Regions from separate parts of the Homo sapiens genome. Here region 1 is linked to region 2. A link is a contact called in ENCODE Hi-C data. All regions are on one chromosome and are shown on one strand. Each heading gives the region's core, a stretch centred on a gene start or an enhancer-like site at or near the end of the contact. The rest is flanking DNA. Distances are from core to core; before and after follow the strand shown. Region 1 overlaps LOC107985362 (a long non-coding RNA gene). Region 2 holds the start of SLC35F3 (solute carrier family 35 member F3).

Evidence for each region. A loop is a pair of places that touch in the nucleus more often than their neighbours do. Pooled maps may share reads with other maps.
Region 1: a loop to region 2 is called in a map of MCF 10A, with 2.8 times the contacts of the local background. The contact joins the enhancer-like site here to the promoter of SLC35F3 in region 2. A Hi-C loop is called at or near these places in 2 of 168 maps with a recorded cell type or tissue (K562 and MCF 10A) and 5 of 50 pooled maps.

The regions. Positions count from the first base shown.
Region 1 is chr1:233,702,821-233,707,190 of GRCh38, forward strand. It overlaps LOC107985362 (a long non-coding RNA gene), which reads right to left. Exons shown (of 3, transcript XR_007066945.1): 1 at 4,361-4,370. Among named protein-coding and RNA genes, the nearest start is that of MIR4427, 81 kb to the left of the region's middle. Within about 2 kb of position 1,876, at least 2 of the 41 ENCODE cell types and tissues checked have a DNase peak (open chromatin) inside an H3K27ac peak, as active enhancers do.
Region 2 is chr1:233,902,815-233,906,969 of GRCh38, forward strand. It overlaps SLC35F3 (solute carrier family 35 member F3), which reads left to right and starts at 1,862. Exons shown (of 8, transcript NM_173508.4): 1 at 1,862-2,316; 2 at 2,715-2,944. The coding sequence starts at 2,264.

The sequences.
Region 1 (4,370 bases), core at 626-3,125, 200 kb before region 2:
GCGGGATAATCAAATGAGTAATTACAATGGTGTCACTGAGAAATGAGTTTTCTGGCAATGCTGAAAGAAAGGAAAGACGTGAGATTGATCAGGTTAATGGGCATGCTTAGCACCCAGAATGTTGCATCTAAATACATTTCTCACTGAATGGTTCCAGAGCTCTTTGGAGAACTGGCTGTTTCCCAGTATGGGACAGGAAATTATAATCCTGGGACATTTTGTCACAAAAAGGATACCATCAAAGACAACTGGAGTCATGTCAAAGTGACCCAGAATTCAACATGAATACGCTGCCGCAAGCCAAAGGCAGGAAAATTTGATTATTAATTGGAATAACTGCAAGGGATTGAAACAGATTGACTATGTTTAATCCCTGAGCTCATAAAATCATCAATAATTTTTTTAAAAGTCTTTTGAAATCTTTAGATAATACTAGGGGACTACTTTTATTATTTTGAATACTAGTTTAAACAGAAAGTATCAGTAGGTTATCCTGTTTTTCCTATACAATCATACCTCAGGACAACCAAATGCATGATGAAAAAAGTTTCTCTTTTGGAATAATTCCAGAAAAGAAATTTAGTTAATGATTGGAGTAGATTACCATATTCAGTGGCTGCTAGCATCACAAAAGGAGAGAAAACCAGATGGGTACCTTCTGATGGAACTTCACAAAATCACCTATGACGGAATCTTTTTATAATTTCACCTAAATCTGATCAAACCTCTAGATATAACCAATAATTTCTAGAAAATACAAGGAACAGAGACGCATGTTAAATAATGCCAAAAGGACACCTTCACCAAATTGCAGACCCCATGAACTTTATAAGACAAATGACCCAGAGTTTTCAACTGAATCAAGATAAAATGCAAGAAGAGGCAGGGAATATAGTAGGACAGCCTATAAACTAAAATACTTAAGGGACATGTCAATGAATCTTTATCTCTGTATCTTATTTAGATTTCAATTCAACAAAATTAATTTTTAAAAATCTACAAGAGAAGAAATTGTGAAAACAGGATTGTTATTAGACTGACATTAAGGAATTATAACAACTACATTTGATGAGATTATAATATTGTGATTATCTTTTCTTTGAAAGAAATTCTCACTATATATAGTGATAGAGATCTATATATTCCCACATATATATGATGAAATATTTGCAGGTTAAATAATGTAATGTCTGGGATTTGATCCAAGTCAGGGAGCAGGGAGAAAATGGATGAAGTATAGAAAAAGTAATATGAGTGTGTATTGCACTGATAAGATGCAGTCATGTGTACACCTAGTTCATTATCCTGTTCTCTTCACTTTTATGTATGCTTGAAAATCTACCCCTCAAAAGTTAAGATATAAAAAATAAAGAAAGAAACATGATTCTTTCTTGATTCAGGGTCAGCGGGAAAAAGAGGAATGTTAATTCTCTGTAAAGCAGTGTCCAAAACAGGAAAAAGAACTAGAAAAGCATGATATTGTGAAAGCCAAGCAAACAGTGTTCCAGAAAAGGAGATGGCGAGTCATGAGTGCTGTCAAGAAGTCAGGGAATATGCGAACTTAGAAATGTGCTTTCAGTTACCAGCAAGAGGCAGTGACTACAGCTTTCAGAAGCTCAAAGAAGCAGTGCTCACTACACAGGAAGAAGAGAGCTGATGGCAGGGTGGTGGGGAGCGGGCTTCCTATGGTTAAATCAAGGGCTGTGCCTTGACTGTTTTTAAAGATGGAAGGCACTTGAACAAGTTAAACGTATGAGAAGAAACCAGTAGAGGGGAAGTGATTATAATACATGAGACAGATGGGGCAATCTGAGAGAGAGAAGTCTCTGAGAGGATGAGGAATGGGGAGAGTCGGGAGGGGTGCTTAGTCCAAAAAATAGCTGTCCTCATTTTAGAAGGGCCATTCAATGCTGCACTTCCCCAAATGAGTCATCATCAGAATCACTAGGGAGCTTAGAGAAATCCAATTTCTCCTCTTCCTCCCACCTTGAAGATTCTAACTTTATATATTTGGAGATTTCAATATAATAAAAATACAGTAACTATATTATTTAAAGTCCTCTGAAGAAGTCTGCTAATTAGCCAGGCTTTCCGACTATTGACTTTAATGAGTATTAAATTCATGAAAAAAGTACTTTTTCTTCATCTTTCTCAGAAAAGAGACATTCAGACTCTTGGAGTGAAAACAGTATGTTCTGGGTCTGAGTACCTGGGGGAGGAGAACAGGCTCAGTTAATCTTTGTTCAAACAACACTTAAATACCAAGATTGATCTGTTTCCAAAACATAGCAACAGCTTTTTTTATTGTGGGGCACAATGATCCTAAGCATGCTTGTATTTTGTCATTTATGGTTGTGGGAGTATGGGAGATTAGAAAAATCTATTTAAGAAAGTACAGCATGCAGATGAGGTTATCCTTAATTTCACTACAGAAACCCAAATAGAGCCTGGGGATAGGATAAAGACAACAGGAAAATCAAATAACCAAGGGCTTTAGCATTTGGAGCAAAGAACCAGGGGTGCAACTGTAGAAATCTGGTTCTAATTCCAGTTCTGCCAGTACCTACACATGTCACTAGAGCCTGACATCAGTTTTCTGATCTACACTATTGTGCGTACTAGTTTCAATCCCTAACTGCCTTCTGGGAAGGTCACAGCATGAACAGGACATAACAGATGCAATGGTATTTGATATAAACATGCTGTGTAGACACAATTATTGTGCTGGTCAATGGCCTCAGTGAAAAATTTATCACTCTAAACAATTGGAGAAATTAAGCTGTAAATTTTGAAAGAACTTGGCTTCGTAGATACATGCCATTTCTATCTACTTCCTGTCAGAATGAAAATGATGTAGAAGCATTTTCTGGCACTTTAACAGTTTACTGATTATGGTGACATAGTATGCATATGACATAAAAATATGTGTTAAAAATAATGTTGACCTTATTCTATTTATTCAGCTATTAATTTCAGGGATTTCTGGTTTCCTGATGGATATGGAGCAAAAGTCTTCATAAACCTTGAGTTTTCACTGAATCTTAAGTCTCCTTTTAACCCTCCTTCTCTTAATTGTCACTTAACATATATAAAATATGTCTGAAATTGACATCTTGGCAACCTGAAATCTCTCCTATCTCAGTAAATGGTATCATCACCCGTTTTTAATTAAACTAAGACCTCAAGATTTATCCTTTTGCCCCCCTGAAACCTCATATCTTTTTCTCTGTCATTCACCAACTATAAACATATCAGATTCTTTTCAGTTGCTTAGATAAGCACTAAGCTTGTTTAACACTTCTGGGCTTTTGAACTAATATATTGATGCTAAGGCATGTAATTTAACATATTTTAATTCATTGTTATCAAAATGTGTTTTACAATCAATTTTGTAATTTACAATTATAATTACAGTTTTTTTTTTTCTTTTAGAGGTACAATAGTGACGTCTTAAATCCAATAAAAAACAAAAACAAAATGGTAGTGCCCTCTTCCCTTCTCCAGATCTCCATGTGGCTGGCTCAGTCCAACAGTCCTTTCTGTTGAGCTCAGCTCACTCACCCTCAGTTCAGCTTCCTGCTCTGATGCCACCTTACCTGAAGTTCTCCTCCCCTCATCTCATCCCACTACTTGTTTCCTTTATAGCACTTTTGCCACTTAAAAACATCCATTTGCTTGCTTGTTTATTTTCTGTTTTCTCTACAGCCTAAAGCTCCTCAAAACAGGAGCTTTGTTTTGTTCTCAGCTACACCCCCAGATATGGTGTGTGATCAATGAGTATTTGTTGAAGGAATTGTATGGCAAAGGCATCTCTTCCATAGACATTTATGTGGCCCATCCCACTATCTCAGTAGTGTCTGAGATGGGCAGCTCCCACCTTATCCTCAATGTTCCCAACCCCAGCCCCGCCACCACCACAAGAAATCGCTGTTTTAATCTCCACCATCTAAGAAGTGGCAGGACTTCCAGTGTAACAGACAAAGGCCATGTATAGAATTTCTACAGCGAAAGGCATTTGGCAAAAAACCTACTATTTGAAATGTCTCTAGTCTTAAATCCATCGTTGGGATGAAGGGCAAGTATATTAGTCCATTTTCACACTGCTATAAAGGAATACCAGAGACTGAGTAATTTATAAAGGAAACAGGTTTCATTGACTCACAGTTCCACATGGCTGAGGAGGCCTCAGGAAACTTACAATCACAGCGGAAAGGGAAGCAGGCACCTTCTTCACATAGCAGCAGGAGAGAGAAGAGAAAGCAAAGGAGAAAGAGCCTTTCGTGAAACCATCAGATCAAATGAGAACTCACTCACGATCATGAGAACAGCATGGGGGAAACCGCCCCCATAATCCAATCACCTCTCAGTAG
Region 2 (4,155 bases), core at 612-3,111:
TTTATATTTAGGTCTATGATCTATTTTGAGTTAATTTTTGTGAAAGGTGTAAGGTCTGTATCTATGTATCCAGCTTCTTTTCTTTTTTTCTCTCTTTCTTTCTTTTTTTTTTTTGTGATTGGATGTCTAGTTGTTCTAGCACCATTTGTTGAAAAGGTGATCTTTTCTCCATTAGATTTCTTTTGCTCCTTTGTCAAAGATCACTTGACTCTATGTGTGGGTCTATCTTGGCCTCTCTATTCTGTTCCATTAATCTATTTGTCTGCTCTTTCACCAATACCACACTGTCTTGATTACTGTAACTATAGTAAGTCTTGAAGTTGGGCAATATCAGTCCTCAGACTTTGTTCTTCTCCTTTAATATTGTGTTGGCTATTATGGGTCTTTTGCCTTTTCATATAAACTTGAGAATCAGTTTGTGATATTCACAAAATAACCTCCTGGGATTCTGATTGGAATTACTTTGAATCTATAGATGAAGTTGGGAAGAACTGACATCTTAACAATATTAAATTTTTCCATCCATGAACATAAAATATCTCTCTATTTATTTAGTTCTTTGATTTCTTTCATCACAGTTTTGTAGTTTTTCTCATATAGATATTGTACATATTTATTAGATTTGTACCTAAATATTTCATTTGAGTGGTGTGCTAATATAAATAGTATTGTGGTTTTAATTTCAAATTCCCATTGTTCGTTGCTAGTATATAGAAAAGCAGTTGACTTTTGTACATTAATTTTGTATCCTTCAATCTTACCATAATTGCTTATTAGTAACAGGAGAGTTTTTTTGTCAATTGAAATTTTTCTACATCAACAGTCATGTCAGCTGCAAAGACAGTTTTCTTTTACCTTTTCCTTCACAATACGTATACTTTTAATTTCCTTTTCTTGTCTAATTTCATTAGCTGGGACTTTCAGTATGATGCTGAAAAGGATTGCTGAGTAGAGACATACTTGCCCTGTTCCTTATTTTAACAGGAAAGCTTCTAGTTTCTCACCATTAAGCATGGTGTTAGCTGTACGCTTTTGTAAATGTTCTTTTTCAAGTTGAGAAAGTTCCCCTCTATTCATAGTTTGCTGCTATACAATATGATTTTAATATAAAAAAAGCAGTACATAAAGTAGTGTGTACAATTTCATTCCGATTTTTGTGACAACTGTATTTTGCGTTGGAAAAAAGCCTGGAAGAGAATACGTTCATAATTGAAAGTCGTCATTTTTGGCTGGATAATGGATATTTTCTTCTCCACATACTTCTATCTTTTCTAAATTTGCCCCGATGAAAAATAATATTAGGAAAGGTGATTAGGTAGTCTGAAGAGAATGCCTTTCGGCCGTCGGGGGCAGTGGGGTGGTAAGGAAAAAGATGAGAAGCTTTTAAAATGGAAATCTATGAAGAGAGAACTGATTTCGTAATTGCATCATCAGTGGGAAAGTAAGCTCTCTGAGGACCAGGTCTGACTGAGAGATCCCCACAGCGTAATAGATAATACATTTTGTGTCTCAGCGTTGCCTATGAAACGCCATTTATTCACTTGGCATGCTGAGCATGGAACCAGGTTTCTTTCTTTCCAAGTAGTTTTGCTAATTTAGAGAAAGAGAGAGACAGACATATACATAGAGAGAGAGAGAGAGAGAGAGAGAGAGAGAGAGAGAGAGAGTGTGAGAGAGAGAGAGAAAAGTACTGAACTGGGAGCGGCAGGGTTTGAGTCAAAAGAGAAGGGTGGAGGAGCGCGTCCGGTGCCCCAAGGCTTCCAGGCGGAGCGCGGGCGCGAGGTGCGGGCTCCGGGGCGGAGCGCACGCCCGGGAGGCGGGAAGTGGGCAGCAGCGCCCCCGCCTGGCCCCTGTGCGCCCCGACCCGACGCCTCCCCGCCCGACCAGGTGCCTCGAGAGCGCACAGCTGGGAGGGCTCTCCCGGTCGCGGCGAGACTCACGCCTGCGGTGTGCTAGGGCGGCGGCGACGGTGACGGGCGTGGGGCGCGGCGCTGCCTCGGCTGCCGGGTCGTTGCGGCGAGCGCGCGGGCCGGCCTGGAGTCACCGGGCTGAACCGCCGCGCCTGCATCGTGCCGCACGCCGCGGAGGCGCTCGGGTACAGACCGCGCGGGCGCGCACAAAGCGGCCCGGGGCGGCCGGCGCGGCGCAGACCCTCGGTGGGCAGCGCACTCCAGTCTTCCCAGGCTAGCGGCTGCAGGGAGCTCCGGCCCGCGGCCCCTCCGCCTCAAGTCTGGGAGCTGCCGGTCCCACTCTGTCTTTGCCTATGGGGATTCGAGAGTTTCCCAGCGGCGCACCCAGGGGCAAGAGCATTGCCGTGTGAGTAGCGCCCCGGGCGTGGGTGAGCGAGCCGGCGGGCGGGAGGCCGGAGCGCCGGGGTAGCCCTTTGCAGCTGGGACACTGGGCAGTCTGAGGCTCGGGGAAGGGCGGCGCGCGCGGTGGAGCTGCTCGGGAAGTTTCAGTCATTCTTTCCCTCGCCACTCGCCCCAACCCGCACTGCCCCGAGACGCCCAGGATAGGGCACTGGGGACAGCTGCCCGGGGAAGTGGGTGAGTGGCGGCGGGAAGGGAGGAGCGCGGGCTCTGCCGCGGCGCTCGCCCCCGGAGGGCCCCGGCCGCGCTCTTGCTCTCGCCCTGGGATCTGCTCCTCACGAATCCCCTCCTCTCTGTCCATGCTCCCCCTGCCCACCCACCTGCCCGTGGCGCCTGCGACCGCAGTGGCATGAGGAGGTCACCGGACGTCAGCCCCCGGAGACTGTCCGACATCAGCCCCCAGCTCCGGCAGCTCAAGTACTTGGTGGTGGACGAGGCGATTAAGGAGGATCTGAAATGGTCGCGCTCCGTGGAGGATCTCACCAGCGGGCCGGTGGGGCTCACGTCCATCGAGGAGCGGATCCTGCGCATCACTGGCTACTATGGCTACCAGCCCTGGGCAGCGAGCTGCAAAAGTAAGACCCCCTCACGTCATGTTTCCCGTTCACTGGTCCATCTTCTTACCATTGTCACAGCAGCCTCGGGGAGCGCACGCAGTGAGGCGTCCAGCCACCCCCTCCCGCCCTGCCTGCTGATACAGACCCAGGTTTGCAACTTCGAGGAAGAGGCCCGGAGACGGAGTTCTCCTGGACCTCTGAGGCGTTCTGATGCGTTCTCTTACACCCCTTCCTCTCCCACACACAGGATCTCTCTGTATCCTTATCTCTCCACTGCCAAATACGGAGGACACTCCTATGTGGCAGACCGTGGGAAACAGATCAGAAACTCAAAGTATCCCGGACAGTGTGGCTTCCCCGCGGATCTGAAAGTCTCACAGGGCCCTCGGTCAGGTCTCACCAGGCTCAGATGGAGATGCTGACTTACATAGCCAGGATTTTAACTCTTCCTTGCATCTCCTAGCCCTGATGATAGAGGACAATTCTTGGGGTCTTCATTTTGGATGCCGTTCACGCCCTTCTCCCCTGGATTTTATCGGTCTTCAGTAAGGAGGTTCTATAGGGATCATTCTAGATAGTGGTGTTGGTCCCTGCAAGTTGAATGTTTGGTGTCAGGTGGAGAAGCTGAAATGTTTTTCTTTCCGTGGGTCCTAGCTAATGGCTTTGAGGATGCTGTGATCAATTAGACAGACATTATCTTATGTCACCAGGACTAATTTGGTGGACATTTCTTTTTCTCACTTTGCAAGAGAGAGGTTGATTATGATGAAATCCAGATATCTATAAATATAACCATAATTAGGTGGTCTCATCACTGTAGTTTGACATAAGAGATTGCCATTTGCCACCTCAGTCCGTATGAGAAATGGGCCTTGACGTCTTTCATTTGTAATAAAGACTAGATTAATAGCTTGTTGATTTTGAGTTTTTTTCGACCTTTTATTGCTTAAAATTGAAACATTATTTATTGGTCTTTAAGGGGAAAACGGGCGTTTGTAATTTAATCATATTCATCACTAAAAAAAAATGTCTATCTTTAGATTATTCCTAAAACCTGCGAGTCCAAGGCAAAGGTCAGTGGTATGCTAGCAGTTAGCTGGTTAGTTTAAAATTATTTGCAGGAAGAAACAGGATTTGAATGTTTTGTTTTCATGCAACTTGCTTTTAAAAGACTGTGTTTCATTGGGTATAAGCCTTTAAAAAAATTGTCTGTATCTCTTCCAATCTCT